Linked DNA regions of Homo sapiens: regions 2, 3 and 4 are each linked to region 1. A link is a contact called in ENCODE Hi-C or POLR2A ChIA-PET data. All regions are on one chromosome and are shown on one strand. The core of a region is the stretch at or near the end of the contact, and the rest is flanking DNA. Distances in the headings are between cores, read along the strand shown.

Region 1 (3,248 bases), core at 257-2,756:
AAGCCATTCCAAAGCTACTGGTCACAGAAACCTGAATTATCAACCGGGTGGTAGAGGAGCCAACAAGAAACAGAAAGATGAAATGGAGTAAGTGCACGCTTGTTCAGAGAGCTGCGGCAGTCCTGGATCTGCTGAAGAGACCTAGAGGAGAAGCGCTTCAGAACCTACACATTGAGTCTTAGGCCCAAACATGCATATGCTTAAGAAAGAAGCAATCCTGTCATCCTGTTTCTTCGCAACCAAAGGAAGGGGGAGTGGAGGGACCAACGGTTCCCGCCCTCTTACCCGGTTGTTGATCTAGGGCAAGGATCCTGAAGAACTTGCCTGAGTAACGCGAACTGTGCAAAAGTTCTCAACTACGAGTGGGAGCCCCTCCTCACAGCACTCCCCCCACCCCTATCTGTGCACTTGTGAGCAAACTGAAAAATGCAACAATGACAAAGAAGCTTGCCACTTGCAAGCGCGCACTCACCCTGGGCTGTGGAGCCCAGCTGGCCGCCGCCCGCCTCGGCCACGCGCTGCGGCCCCACGGGCCCGGGAGCGAGGGCTTCGCCCGCGCCGGACATGGGCCGCTCCGCCGAGCCCGCGCCGCGCCGCTGCCGCCTAGCTCGCCGCCCGGCAGGGCGCACGGAGGAAGGGCTGTGAGGTGCTGGGTGCAGGGAACTGACTGCTTCTGGCGGAAAAATATACAAAATTAAAAAAAAAAATGTTTTTAGAGAAGAGCACACCACCCCTGCGGGACGTTCCCTCCCCCTCCACTTCCCTCCCTCAAACTCCACCCCGGGGAAGTTTTGATTTGAAACTTGCGAAGAAAACTGTTACAGCGCAAGTTGACAGCGGCGGGGTCCCAGGGGTCCGAGGTGGACCCAGCGGGGAGGGGCTGGAAAGAGAGATCGGGTTTGGGAGAACCCCGGGGATGGGGATCAAACCCCTCCTCTTCCCCGCCCGGAGACCACTACCTACCTCCGCATCCCCCCGTAGTCGCTCCAAGCCCCTTCCTCCTCCTCCTCCTCCTCTTCCGCCCCGGAAAGTTAGCGAGCCTCCGGCAGCGGCCGCATTTTCGCCCCGGTGGCCTGACGACGGCGGCGGCCGCCCCTGCGCGTCCTCCCGCCTCCCTCCGGCTCAGCCCAGACGCCGCAGTGGCGGCAACTGCGGCAGCGGTGGCGGCTCTGACTCCGCGCACTCCGCCCCCTCTTTCCAGCCAGCTCACTCCAGCCGGCTCCCCTGCGAGGGGGCCTTCCCCCTCTCTGCCTCTCTTTCCCCTCTTCCACTCCTACAATCCTGAAACACTTCTCCCTCTGTTGCTCTTTTTCATCACATCCGGATCGGGAAGGCCTCGAACTCTTGGCTAGCGGCCCCGATGCTGGGAGCGGCGCGACCCGGGCTCGGCCGCGCGATCCCTCGCGCCCTGCGCTGTCTGGGTCAGGAGGCCAGAGCCGGCCTGGGCTGGCTCGGGCTCCCCACCCGGGCGCTGCGCCCTCCCGGGGCTGGGAAAGGGGAGTGAATGGGCAGGTCCCTGGCTGCCCAGACGTTCCCCCCACCCCGCCCAAAAAGTCACCTCATCCCTTCTCCCTACTCCTGCCCCCAGACCGACGGAGGCTTTGGGAATATCCTGACGAAAACCTTTAGGGTGGACAAGGAAAAACGAAAACACTGTTACAGTATCGAACTTTCCTGGTGGGATAGAGAACGTGTGCGTTTGAAACCTTGACCCCTCGGTTGAACGTTTACTCACTTCATCTCTGGCTCCTAAATTACTCTTTGGTCAAACAGTATTCCTGATGTAAAACCAGTTGCAGTTTGCGCGAATCTGCTGGAGGCATCCAGGCAAACAAGGTTGGCACCCTTGCGGATGCCGTGGTACTGGCCCCAGCCTGGCCTATGGCAAGCTAAATGCCTCACTGGATCAGTGGTATCTGAGGGGAGATAAACTTGTGGTCGGAAGTAAAAAGCTGATCAACTTTCCGTTTATAAATGAGACATTCTGATTGTAGCTTAATCTGATGAGCCGAGGATAGCAAGTGTAAAGTAATTTACAGATATATAGTACTTTAGTGGTATACTCAGATAACTTTTGCTCTTTTATTTCATTGTGAATGAAATGCAGAATTCATTTGTAGAAAGCTAGAACGAACTCATTCTTCGATTCTTTTGGACAAGCGAGGAATCACAGTAACGTTATCAAAACTGAAGAAAATGTGCATTGGATTCACTGTCTTTCTATGTGCATCATTAATAATATCCCAGAAATTTCATTTTTTCAAAAAGCTCATTGGAATTTATTCCAATTGATTACAAAGATTTACTTGTTACCTATGAAGAGACAGTGCATTCTAACTTGATTTCAATGATGGTAAAAAAGCCAGCCTTCGGCCGGGAGCGGTGGCTCACGCCTGTAATCCCAGCACTTTGGGAGGCCGAGGCAGGTGGATCACCTGAGGTCAAGAGTTCGAGACCAGCCTGGCCAACATGGTGAAACCCAATCTCTACTAAAAATACAAATATTAGCTGAGCATTGTGGCGGGCGCCAGTAATTCTAGCTACTGGGAGGCTGAAGCAGGAGAATCGCTTGAACACAGGAGGCAAAGGTTGCAGTGAGAAGAAATTGTGCCATTGCACTCCAGCCTGGGCGACAAGAGCAAGACTCCATTTAAAAAAAAAAAAAAAAAAAAAAAAACAGCCTTCAAAGTTGCTGATGACAGTCATTCAGACCATTCTCCCCAAAAAGACAAATGACATTTTGCCCCATTACACATAACTAACATTTTTTTTTCACTTGGAGATTTCAGAAATGGTATGAAATCAAGTGCATTACCTCTCTTGAAAACTTATCTAGGAGCCTGGACTGTTTGGAATTTGTCTGATGGAAGCAGATCAGTTCTGAAGATGACTTCATCACCACTAGAGAACAAACATTTAGGACGTCTCAGAGTTCACTGCAGCATCATCTGCACTCAAAGGAGTTGTTTACCTGCTCTGGAAAATTCTGTTTTATCCCTGTATCATTCCTTGCCCTATTTTTAAAATTCTCTCACAAAGATGTTAAAGTCCAATAATATAAAGAAGTTACAGCTTTCTTCTAGAAAGTCATAATCAATGATAAGTATTTGTTCATTTAATTTCACACAGTCCTTAATATTGCACACGTGGTGGGTGATTCCATAGATATTCCTTAAATTAAATTTTAAAATCTTTAATGGAGAAGACATAAAATTAAAATAACATTAGGAGCAAATGAGAAGCTGTAG
Region 2 (3,248 bases), core at 508-3,007, 2.5 Mb after region 1:
CCGCACTCCAGCCTGGGCGACAGAGCCAGACTCCCTCTTTCCCTTAACAAAAAAAAAAAAAGTATCCTCAATTCACATAGAGCAACCAGAGGCCACAATAAATTACATATTTTACATCTTGATAAAGAATGAATTTCATCAACATGGAGAGCATTCAAAATAAAGAGGCACCTAAAAAATGTAAAAAATTGCTGTTTTAAGAATCCCTCCCTATGGTCAATTATTAAATGTTTAATACATGATCACGAGTTTTTGAGCTTTTTTAAATGCCAGTTTCCAATAACCTTTAACAACATAACCCCATATTTACTTTTCTTGTGAACAAAGGCATATCATTCTGAGTGGCAGCCGTGGCAGAGGGGCAACTGTGTCCAAAAATACCTGATGGCTAATAGTTCCAGTGTGATAACGTCGGAGAATACTCCAATATTTAACTCCTGTTTAAATTTCTAAATAAAATATTACCCAGGTTATTTAATACTCGATTTGAGTTTATTGGGGTCTCTCCTAGAAGGGCCTTCCAATTCCAATTGGAATCCTTTTTCTTAACCATATAATAAGTAGAAAACCATAAGTTCAGTTAAGCACCTACTCATCCCACCCAGGAAAAGTTTCAACTTCGTAGCGAGGGCACAATAACCTCAACTTTTAGCCAACTGCAACCTAAGCTCCTCACCACCCTGCCTCTCTGGGGCTCACTGCAGAGAACATATAGAATGCAGCACAAAGGAGAACGCGTTTCTTCCCCCCGTGAGCAGGAGGTCGCCTCGGGTGGTCGCAGAGGTGCTAGAGGTTCAGGGCTTCTGCAGGTGCCAGTTAGGGGAAGGAGCACAGCCTAGGGGGGAGAAAGTGGTCCCCCCGCCTCCGACGCCTTCGCCTGGCCAGGTGGACCTGCGAGACGGAAAGCTTCCCCAGCGCCTCTGCGTCACCCCGGGCCCACCGCGCAAGGCCCAGGCCGCGTGACGCAAGAGCCCGTCCAAACCCGCCGGACGTCTGGCATCCCAGGAGCTCCATGTTGGAGCCAGGGTGTCAAAGGCGGCCAGTGACGGCACGGGCTCAACTCCCCGTTCTTCCCCACCCGTGGTCGGGGAGAGATCGGGCGAGATCGCCGCCGAGAAAGGAACTCTGACAATGGTTCCTTTCCCGCCCAGCTCCCGGTCAGCCCCTGTCCCGACACACTCTCAGGCCCAAGGACCCGTTCCTCCCTGCCCCCACGGCCGGTGCCCAAGAGTCCGGTTCGCACGCCAGATCTAAATCGCGCGAGGAGCAGCGCCCAGGGCACGCTGGGAATTGTAGTTCAGTAGCCAAACCACGCACCCTGGAAATGCAAATGTGTACATCAGAGAAAGAACTACAACTCCCACCGTGCCGAAGCATGGAAGACTCGCCAGCCTGGCCGGCAACTGGGATGCCGGCGGCGGGGATACCCCTTACCTGCTGTCGCCGCCGTCGCTGCGGCTGCTCCTGACCCGCCGCCGCCAGCACTGCTACCGCGGTGGGGAGTGTTCCGCTTCTTGTTCTTCGGCATCGTGGGACGCCCGGTGCCGCCCAGAGTCGGAGCTTAGCGAGGATCAGCCGATGGAGCTGCACTTTTTACTCGTGCGTCTGTGCGGCGGGCGGCTGAGAGGCGAGTCTTCGGCTAACAACAGAGTCGAGAAGCGGCGGGGGTAAGAGTGGGCGGTGGCGGCAGCAGAAATCCCCGTGAAGAGCTGTGATCGAAAACGATACATGTTTCTCTCTAGCGCGGGAGCTAAGGCGGGGCAGGGGAGGCCACGACGCCTTAAGTAGCAATACCGCCACCTGACGTCACTCTGTGGGCGGGGCTTGAGCGCTTCCCAACCAATCCCTGCACACCTCCCCACTGGACGCCTCCGTCGGGCGGGGCGCGGATCCTACCTACAAATCCCATGCGGCCAGTCTTCCGTCCGCGCCCAGGGAGCCTGTCTTCGTGGCCTCACTGAATTCTGGGAAACGTAGTAAGGCTGGGGCCGGGGCCTCCTCCCAGCCGTCTCTTCCCAACGGGCTTTTCTGCCCACTTGCTTTTCTCCTGGTGACCCCACCCCTGCCTCGGCGCGCCCCCGCCTTGGAACTGGGTGAGGTAGGCACCGGCGATGCACAGTGGGGCGAGTATGCCCTATGACGAGAGTCGGCTTCCAGCTGGCAGCTATGCAATCACCTTTGCTTCTCTTTCTCCGGAGGCTGGTGTTCTCCTTAACCTTTCCCCTACTTCCCTGCGGCACCTGCCAGGCACGCAGCCTTACCTCTCCTGGGTAACATTTCCATGGTTTTAGTTTTAACTAGTTCCATGAACTACTTAAGCCATCATCAGTACTGTACCTGTAATTGGACCGTGGTTCAGGGTTATGTGCCCCCCATCCCCCCCCCCCCCCAAAAAAAGGGATGCTTTCGTCTACTTAGTTGTGGAGTTCGTGTATATCTCAGATTCTAGACTAGGAATATATGACGATTCAGCGTTGTGGGTTTCTATACAAGAATGTGTCCCTTGACAATACTACCTGCCAGTTCTGAGAATTTCACAGCTGGTAAAACAAACACAAGTTATACAGATCAATAATCGCAGTGCTGCCTTTTTTCTCAAGGCACTCCTAGATCTCTGTCTTCCTTGTTAGGACATTTGTCTAGTATTTAGAGCCTGTTATTAGGTTCATATACTATGCTTATGACAGATCAAAGTCCCTGACTCACCTCAATGTAGGTGAGTCATCCGCCACTCCACCTCTCAGCTGAGCTCTATTCTATTTTCAATTGCCTGTAGCAAATTTCCACCAGAATGTTCCACTTGTGCCTCAACCCAACATCTCTGAAACGAATACTATATTTCCTTCTTCCTGTCTTCCCTTTGTTCACTGTACTATTTATTATCCTCCCATATGTTAAATTCCAAAACTCAAATTCATAGTCTTTTTTCCCTTTGATGCACCACCCCCTCCCCACCCGCAAAGCAATTAGTTTTAAAATAGCACTCTTAAATTCCTGTCCTATTCTGTGATCACATGTGACCTCAGTTCATGCCTGGGCATTTTAAGCGATCTCCCAGTCTTTTCATCCATGTTTCATGCACAGTAATGCTGCCAGATTTATTTGTGTGTTCCCTATTTTACTAATCCACCTGCTTTAATAGTTGCTCAAAAACATTCCATGGCTCCCATGACTAACTTTAAATGCCAACCCTTTTAGCCTGGCCCTGACTCCCTTTCCAGCCTCATCTTTCACTGCTTCCTCATACA
Region 3 (3,248 bases), core at 434-2,933, 2.1 Mb before region 1:
CAATAAAGCTTCTGAAGGAGACCATTCTTCCAGGACTTGATTGAGACAGCTGGACACAGAGTGTGAAGCTTTTCATAGAGGACAGCTCAGGGGCTGAGACATAGCTCTCCTCTCTTTCTCTTTCATGGCTTCCCTCCCTGGACTAGTGCCTGCCACGCGAGTCCACGGTCCTCTACCCTCCTCAGAGGAGAACGAGCATGGCTTCCACTTCACTCTTCCCTCTTAAATCAGAAAATCACAGCTTTATCATAATATCTTACATCGCATTTCCAAATTATACAATAACCGACTTTGTTATTACACATGTTTTAAAATACCAGGGTTGGATTATAAATGTTCACTCTATTTTTCTGCATTTCAGAAATGAAAATAGGGGGTTTTCCCTCTAGTCTCAATTCTCACCAACATGTGAGAGCTAAGTCAAAATGCCTTAAGGTTATGTCACATCCCAATTTCACCTTATTACTAAGTCAGAACAAACATTATCTAAGATATCTCATCTTGCTGCTCTCCCAGGCCTCTTACCACCCACTCCAGCCTGCATCTGCATCAGCATTTCCTTTTCATGTTTTGTCATCCTCATTGGCTTTGCTTACTGAGCCCCAAGTCTACCTCATGGCCTATCCCAAAATGTGAGAAGACTCCACTAAAAAAAGGATTATCTGGATGCAGAAGATTCCTAGAGCGTATGCCCAGCTCCTCCCATTACTGGGCTCTACTCCCAAGACCTCAAAATTTAAGTAAGCTAAGACAGATGAGCATCTAGCACTAACCAGATAAAAGAACTACCCTATGAAGTGAGGAGAGAATTCAGCTACTCAACTCAATATCATGACCCAGACCAGTGCTCCACATTCTCCATGGCACTAACCAGACTAGTTACTAGCTACCTAGAACCTAGAACCAAGGCAATGGTTCTGAGAAATTGTCAGTTACTTTCACAGATAACAATCATCCTTATTGAGCACAAAAGCATAATTATGACCAAACGCATGAGTAAAACATAATAAAAGATCTGCTTAACCAAACTCCAAACCTTCAGATAAGGGCTCTTTCTGGATACACAACACCTGTTTGTTGTTATGCTTTAAAAGGATGGTGGCAATAGTGGCAGGATCCCCGGTTCTCAGTGGCTGCAAAGCACAGATCTCTTACATGGTTGTAGGGCCACTCCCTTCTTACAGTGGCCTCAAGAGAACTAAAATCAAGTAACCACAGCTGGAAAAAGGAGGTAAATAACTTTTATAAGAGGTGCTGTGTGGTCTCCCTATCACTGATGTTTTAACTCTATCAGAAGATGACTATAAAAAAGGACATTGGGTTTATGTGTTTAAGGTTAGCCAATTAAAAAAAAATATAGCAATTAATCTTGATGTATAATTAGCAGTCATGAGAAACATTACTAAAGTTACTAAAATGCCTGATAAAAATAAGAAAGATTAAGATTTTCGTCCTACAAATATGAATCCAACAATAAATATGCTTATTCATTTTACATCCTGACAGTGATGGTCATTTTATATACATTTGAATCAAAGCTCTAGTGTAATGATCAGAATCAAACTATAGGTTTGTACAACAAACAGGGAGGTACCCAAGCCAGACATATCCCTCTGTAGAAAAGCTTCTTTAGGCAAACCACAGACCTTCCTGTGTGGTTTTGGTCTGTTCACATGATTGGCAAAAGGAACCACTGGAAAATAAGCAAAGAAAGTCATAAAAAATAGTCATGAATGGACTAGTGTGGGTTGTCCCAGAGGCCAAAAACAAAAAAAAAAAAACAAAAAAAAAGTGGAGAAGTTCTTTAAGGAATTTCTTAGCTGTAGCATACAGCTGCAGTTCTAGGTAAGCAAAGAAGATCACAAATTTCCATGGTACTACAAAACAAATCATTCTCAATGTTTTCTAGCAGGAGCTGGCAAATCCTTTTTATAAAGGGCCAAATAGTAAACAGTTTAGATTTTGTGGGACCATCTGTTCTCTGTCACAACTACTCTATTGTTTCAGTGCAAAAATAGTCATAAACAATACATAAATTAATGTAGCCATGTTCCAATAAAACTTTATTTATAAACTTTGAAATTAAATTTCTTGTAATGTTCACATATCATGACGTATTCTTTTGAAAATTTTTCAGCGATTTAAAAATGTTAAAAAAAAAGTTAGCTTATAAATCTCACAGAAACAGGCAGCCCATGGGCTACAGTTTGCCAAACCCTGTTCAACAATATTTACTGTGGTTGATTTGACCTTTCTCTGCAAGAGCTCTAATCTTCAATTAGGTCTCTGCCATTGACAAGACTCACGAAGATAATGGAATCCATCAACAACTGCCTGATTGCATCAGGGTCAGAAATTCAAGAAAAGTTTCATCCCAATTCCCTTCATTTCTGATGATACTATGAACAATACCTCATTCCCTATCACATTAGAACTGGTGATAAATGCTCAATTTCTGAGAAATTGTCAACTACTTTCCCAGATAAGGAAAACCACATACCTCCAATCCACATACATCTCTAGCCCTTGAAGATTATATAAAAATGGAAATCATGGGCTAAGATTTCCAAGTCTCTTCAATTATATTATAAGCCAGGAAAACTTTCTATAAAACATACTCATAGTGTAGAACACAAGTAATAGCTAGTTTGTCTGAGAAAATCTGACCCTGTTCACCAACAATTGCTGAAAGGGAATTCTTGAGAAACAAGAAACAGACTACAATCCTAACTGCACAGTTAATTAATTTGGTTAGACATTTCACAACAGTATCACTTCATTTATGAAATGAAGAACTTAAAATTATTTCTGAGGTTTTTTTCTAGCTCTAAAATACAACAATTCTGTAATGAGTTACGCTGATCATGATACCTACCTCATTAAGGGTTTCGGCAGATTTCTATTAAAGTTCACATGGATGACTTTTTTTGTCATTAGCCTTCAGATAAGAAGCAGATAATTTCCTCTCTGCTTTTTTGTCTCTGGTTTTTTGAAAGGCTATTGAAAATATATTTCTAATCAAGACAACTGCTACATTCTTAAAATTTTAACACAGATTCTTACAGTTTTAACACAGATATAGGTGATTCTAAGAGAAAATGTAGTGAAGTGTATTACTTGGAAAATGTTTCTAGAGACAGACATTTGTGCCTGTGCAACTATAGACTTCAAATTCATAGAGACAGAAAGTAGAATGGTGATTGCCAGAGGCAGGAGGAAGAAGAAAATGGGGAGTTGTTTAATGGGTA
Region 4 (3,248 bases), core at 273-2,772, 2.0 Mb before region 1:
TAGAGTGCTGAATCCTATCCGCCTCCCAGGGACACGATCCCGAGGGATACTACAAAACAAATGTAAATATGAACATGAGTTCAAGTTAGTAATCAAAATACTTAAGTTAGTATCTGAAAGGTACAAGTTTCCTAACAAAATGAGTACATTATCTCAAGCGTTTTAAAAAGCGTTTTAATGCAGCTAAACACCTGAGGAAAATGCATTTCCAGACTTGCACTCCCAGAGTATGGAGATTAACAAGGGAAGATATATATGTGTACATATGTATATATCTTCAGGACTGTAAGAATTTCCCAGTACTGTGAAATTAAAATTTAAAACAAAAACAAAAACACTCTACCTTGAAATTTCCAGATTTAAAGGACTGTAACCCTTAGCTCGAAATTTACTTTGTGTTTCGGAACTCTCTGGAGTGTTAAGGCTCGTGTGTTTTCTTTGCGGGTGTTTTTTTAACGACTCAGTGGGCTGGCTCCAAGTTTGTGAAGATCCTGTTAATTACCTCCTGCATTTACCACCGACCAAGGATGGGAGGCACGCGGCACTTGCTGAGCATATGTAGCTTTACAGGGAAGGGAGACGAGCAAAGATCACTGAAAACTGCAACCGAAACCCTCAGAAATTCCAGCTCTCCCCTCTTCCCTCCGGTCCCTTCGACAATCCATTTGGTGACCTGACACGTCATCCATACACTCCCAAGAGTGCCTTCGGGAACCCCTCTCCCCACTACCCAACCAGAGAGACAGCCCCACGCCCGGCAAGACGCAACTCCGGGCCACGGAGGGCGCCGCCCGGACAGCCCGGCCGGGTCAGGGGGCTTCGCCGCCGAGCACCCTCCGGCAGCCGCCCTCGGGCCTCCGCGGCCGGGCGGGAGGGCGCCTCCCCGACCACACTTCGGCCGCTTGGCACCCACAGCCGGGAGGGCGTGAGGAAGGACTCGGTCTAACTCCGGGGAACCCTCGGAGTTCCGGCGCAGACACCCGAGGGGGTGTCCTGGGAACTCCTTCGCCCGCGACACCCGTTCTTCTCCGTCTCCCGACCACCAGCGACGCAGCAGGGCGGCTGCCGGCCCGGCCCGGCCCGCCTTGCGGGCTGTGCGCGGCGCAGCTCTTCCTCCGCGGGGCCGTGAAGGCCACCGGCCGCCCCCGCGCGCCCAGCTGCCCGGCCCCGCCGCCTAAGCCGCCGCGTTGCTGGCGGGTAGCCGCGGGCCTCCGGTGCGCGGGCCCCGGCGCGTCCCCGAGCGCGCGCCTGGCCGCGGCCCCGCGCGAGTTGCACTAACTTTCCGGGGCGGGGGAGGGGTGGGCGCCGCGGGCCCGGCTCCCAGGCCTTACCTGTGCTCAAGTTGTCGTTGATTTTCAAAGGCACCCGCAGGATGTAGACCAGGAATAGCACGATGAAGAACCACACGGTCCACAGATACGTCCAAGACCAAACTATGCAGGACTTGAGCTGCTCCAGAAAGCCCGTGGCCGCTTCAGCCATGTTTCAGCGCTCCTCTCTGCTGCCGCGGCTCTTGGTGTCTGCCGGGATGATTCACCGGCCCGGAGGCGCAGCTCGCGCCGCCGCCGCCGCCGCGGCCCGGGCGCCCCCGGAGCCCGCCCGCCGCCGGGGACGCGGGCTCGGCGGGAAATCGCGCGGGCCGCGGGCGCGCCGGCTTTTCCTTCTCCAGCCTTATTGCTAACTCTCTAAAGGTCCCTACAAGTGGCTTTCGTGGAGCGATCACGTGGCCCCTGCCCCCTCGCGTTCTGGGTCCATTTATATTTATTATGCTAATATTTAGAAAGAGAAGGCCAAGTGGCGCGCCGAAGGAAACGCCTCAGGCAGTTACAACCCGCATAAGTTGAGCGTTTACCACACGCCAGGCGCTGCTCCACGATCCGTACAATCTCATTTAACCCCTGCAACAATTCCCCACTACGATCCTCTTTCTATAGGTAGGGAAACTGAGGCTCACAGCAGCTGCGTAGTTTACCTTAAGGTGGAACCAAAATTCAATTGCAGTGGTGTATTCTGGGGTCCGAGGTCTTAAACCCTACTCTGCTCCCTTATCAGGATTCAGGCTCAGGGAATGAATAAACCCGGGACAGCTAGGAGAAGGGAGGAGGTGCGCTCCTGTCGCCGGCTAGTAGGCCTGAAGATAAATCACTCTATTCAGCAAGATTTGGGTGGCAGATGCTATTTACCTTTGTTCTGTCTCTTTGAAGCAGCGCAGGGATTTTCCAGAGAAATCTTGACAGATGAATGTTTATCCTCCAGGTTTTTTGGTGATCAGAGGTCAAACTATTCTCAGCCTGTTTTTAATATAAACAATTCTCTGGGATAATTTTGACTGTGAAACGGCCACCTCTAACAGAAAGTCCATTTTAAACATTGTTTTGTTGTTTTTGTTTTGTTTTGACTGTGCTGAATAAAATGTTTCTTTTATTCTAAAATGTTTTCTCAGCTGAAATTTTCAAGTCTGTTTCTGTCCGTAAGTGATTTGACTTTCTATGTATTAGATGGTAATGAGGAAATTGCAGGTTTTCCAGTCTACATCTATTTTTAAAATTCTGAGCATAAAGAATATTTTATTATAAATTGTTTTGCTTACTTGTATAATAGTTTCCTTCATAATTAAATAAGCTCCTTTAACTTTTCACATATAGGGCCTATTACGGCATACATAATGGATGGAACTACTCTTAAATTTTTACTAATTCCAGCCTCTCTCGGCTACTGTTTCTTCCTCACATTTGATCTACTACAGTGAGATCCAGGCCAGAATAAGTGAAATTGGCACACATAGACTTTCTTTATAGTTATTTATGGCAGCACATGACCAAATGATTTTTGTGTCTAACACTGATACATGGAATCTCAGTAAAATAAAACAATATTGTCACCAGTAAAGGATCGTGACTGCAGGTTGTCCAGGTTCTTGGCGTTTTGAACAAAGAATTGGACAAAACACCCAGAGAAGCGACAAAAGAACGAAAGCAGGGATTTATTGAAAACGAAAGTACACTCTACATTGTGGGAGCGGGCGGAGCAGCGGCTCAAAGGCCGAATACAGAATCTTCTTGGGTCCAAATACCCCCAAGAAGTTTCCCTTTGGCAACTCATGCTCATCTCACGTAAATGAAGTGGTAGCCCGCAATCAGTCTGACTGGTTGCAGAAAGCAGCCAACCAGAGGCTGAAATGAAGATACAAAGGTAACACTCCTGTGCAAACATCTGATTGGTTGCAAAAAACAACCAATCAGAGGCTG

What was found. A loop is a pair of places that touch in the nucleus more often than their neighbours do. ChIA-PET counts read pairs that join two places held with the same protein, here RNA polymerase II (POLR2A). Pooled maps may share reads with other maps.
Region 2: a map of B cell shows a loop between it and region 1 (17-fold over the local background). The contact joins the promoter of IFRD1 here to the promoter of MDFIC in region 1. A Hi-C loop is called at or near these places in 3 of 168 maps with a recorded cell type or tissue (B cell, CD4-positive, alpha-beta memory T cell and naive thymus-derived CD4-positive, alpha-beta T cell), 4 of 37 single-sample maps with no recorded cell type and 10 of 50 pooled maps.
Region 3: a map of naive thymus-derived CD4-positive, alpha-beta T cell shows a loop between it and region 1 (8-fold over the local background). The contact joins the enhancer-like site here to the promoter of MDFIC in region 1. A Hi-C loop is called at or near these places in 1 of 168 maps with a recorded cell type or tissue (naive thymus-derived CD4-positive, alpha-beta T cell), 8 of 37 single-sample maps with no recorded cell type and 8 of 50 pooled maps. POLR2A ChIA-PET finds 5 or more read pairs at or near these places in 2 of 52 experiments (activated CD4-positive, alpha-beta T cell and activated CD8-positive, alpha-beta memory T cell).
Region 4: a pooled map shows a loop between it and region 1 (6-fold over the local background). The contact joins the promoter of ST7 here to the promoter of MDFIC in region 1. A Hi-C loop is called at or near these places in 7 of 37 single-sample maps with no recorded cell type and 12 of 50 pooled maps. POLR2A ChIA-PET finds 5 or more read pairs at or near these places in 1 of 52 experiments (activated B cell).

Annotation. Positions count from the first base shown.
Region 1 is chr7:114,920,352-114,923,599 of GRCh38, reverse strand. It overlaps MDFIC (MyoD family inhibitor domain containing), which reads right to left and starts at 1,506. Exons shown (of 5, transcript NM_001166345.3): 1 at 964-1,506; 2 at 473-673. The coding sequence starts at 566. RefSeq lists silencers at 487-626, 857-1,036, 1,047-1,096, 1,427-1,566.
Region 2 is chr7:112,448,969-112,452,216 of GRCh38, reverse strand. It overlaps IFRD1 (interferon related developmental regulator 1), which reads right to left and starts at 1,757. Exons shown (of 12, transcript NM_001550.4): 1 at 1,435-1,757. The coding sequence starts at 1,528. LOC128031837 reads right to left here and starts at 1,730. Exons shown (of 1, transcript NM_001414739.1): 1 at 1,572-1,730. The coding sequence starts at 1,730. The coding sequence ends at 1,572. RefSeq lists enhancers at 913-1,032, 1,153-1,202, 1,443-1,732, 1,032-1,849, 1,850-2,667.
Region 3 is chr7:117,007,791-117,011,038 of GRCh38, reverse strand. The region is part of intron 1 of ST7 (suppression of tumorigenicity 7); the gene reads right to left. Among named protein-coding and RNA genes, the nearest start is that of MIR6132, 11 kb to the left of the region's middle. RefSeq lists an enhancer at 1-33. Within about 2 kb of position 1,683, at least 2 of the 41 ENCODE cell types and tissues checked have a DNase peak (open chromatin) inside an H3K27ac peak, as active enhancers do.
Region 4 is chr7:116,951,775-116,955,022 of GRCh38, reverse strand. It overlaps ST7 (suppression of tumorigenicity 7), which reads right to left and starts at 1,522. Exons shown (of 16, transcript NM_001369598.1): 1 at 1,332-1,522. The coding sequence starts at 1,482. ST7-AS1 (ST7 antisense RNA 1) reads left to right here and starts at 689. Exons shown (of 1, transcript NR_002330.1): 1 at 689-2,577. ST7-OT4 (ST7 overlapping transcript 4) reads right to left here and starts at 1,175. Exons shown (of 5, transcript NR_002329.2): 1 at 914-1,175; 2 at 344-562; 3 at 1-49. RefSeq lists silencers at 767-1,066, 1,127-1,326, 1,537-1,606 and enhancers at 528-1,451, 1,867-1,976.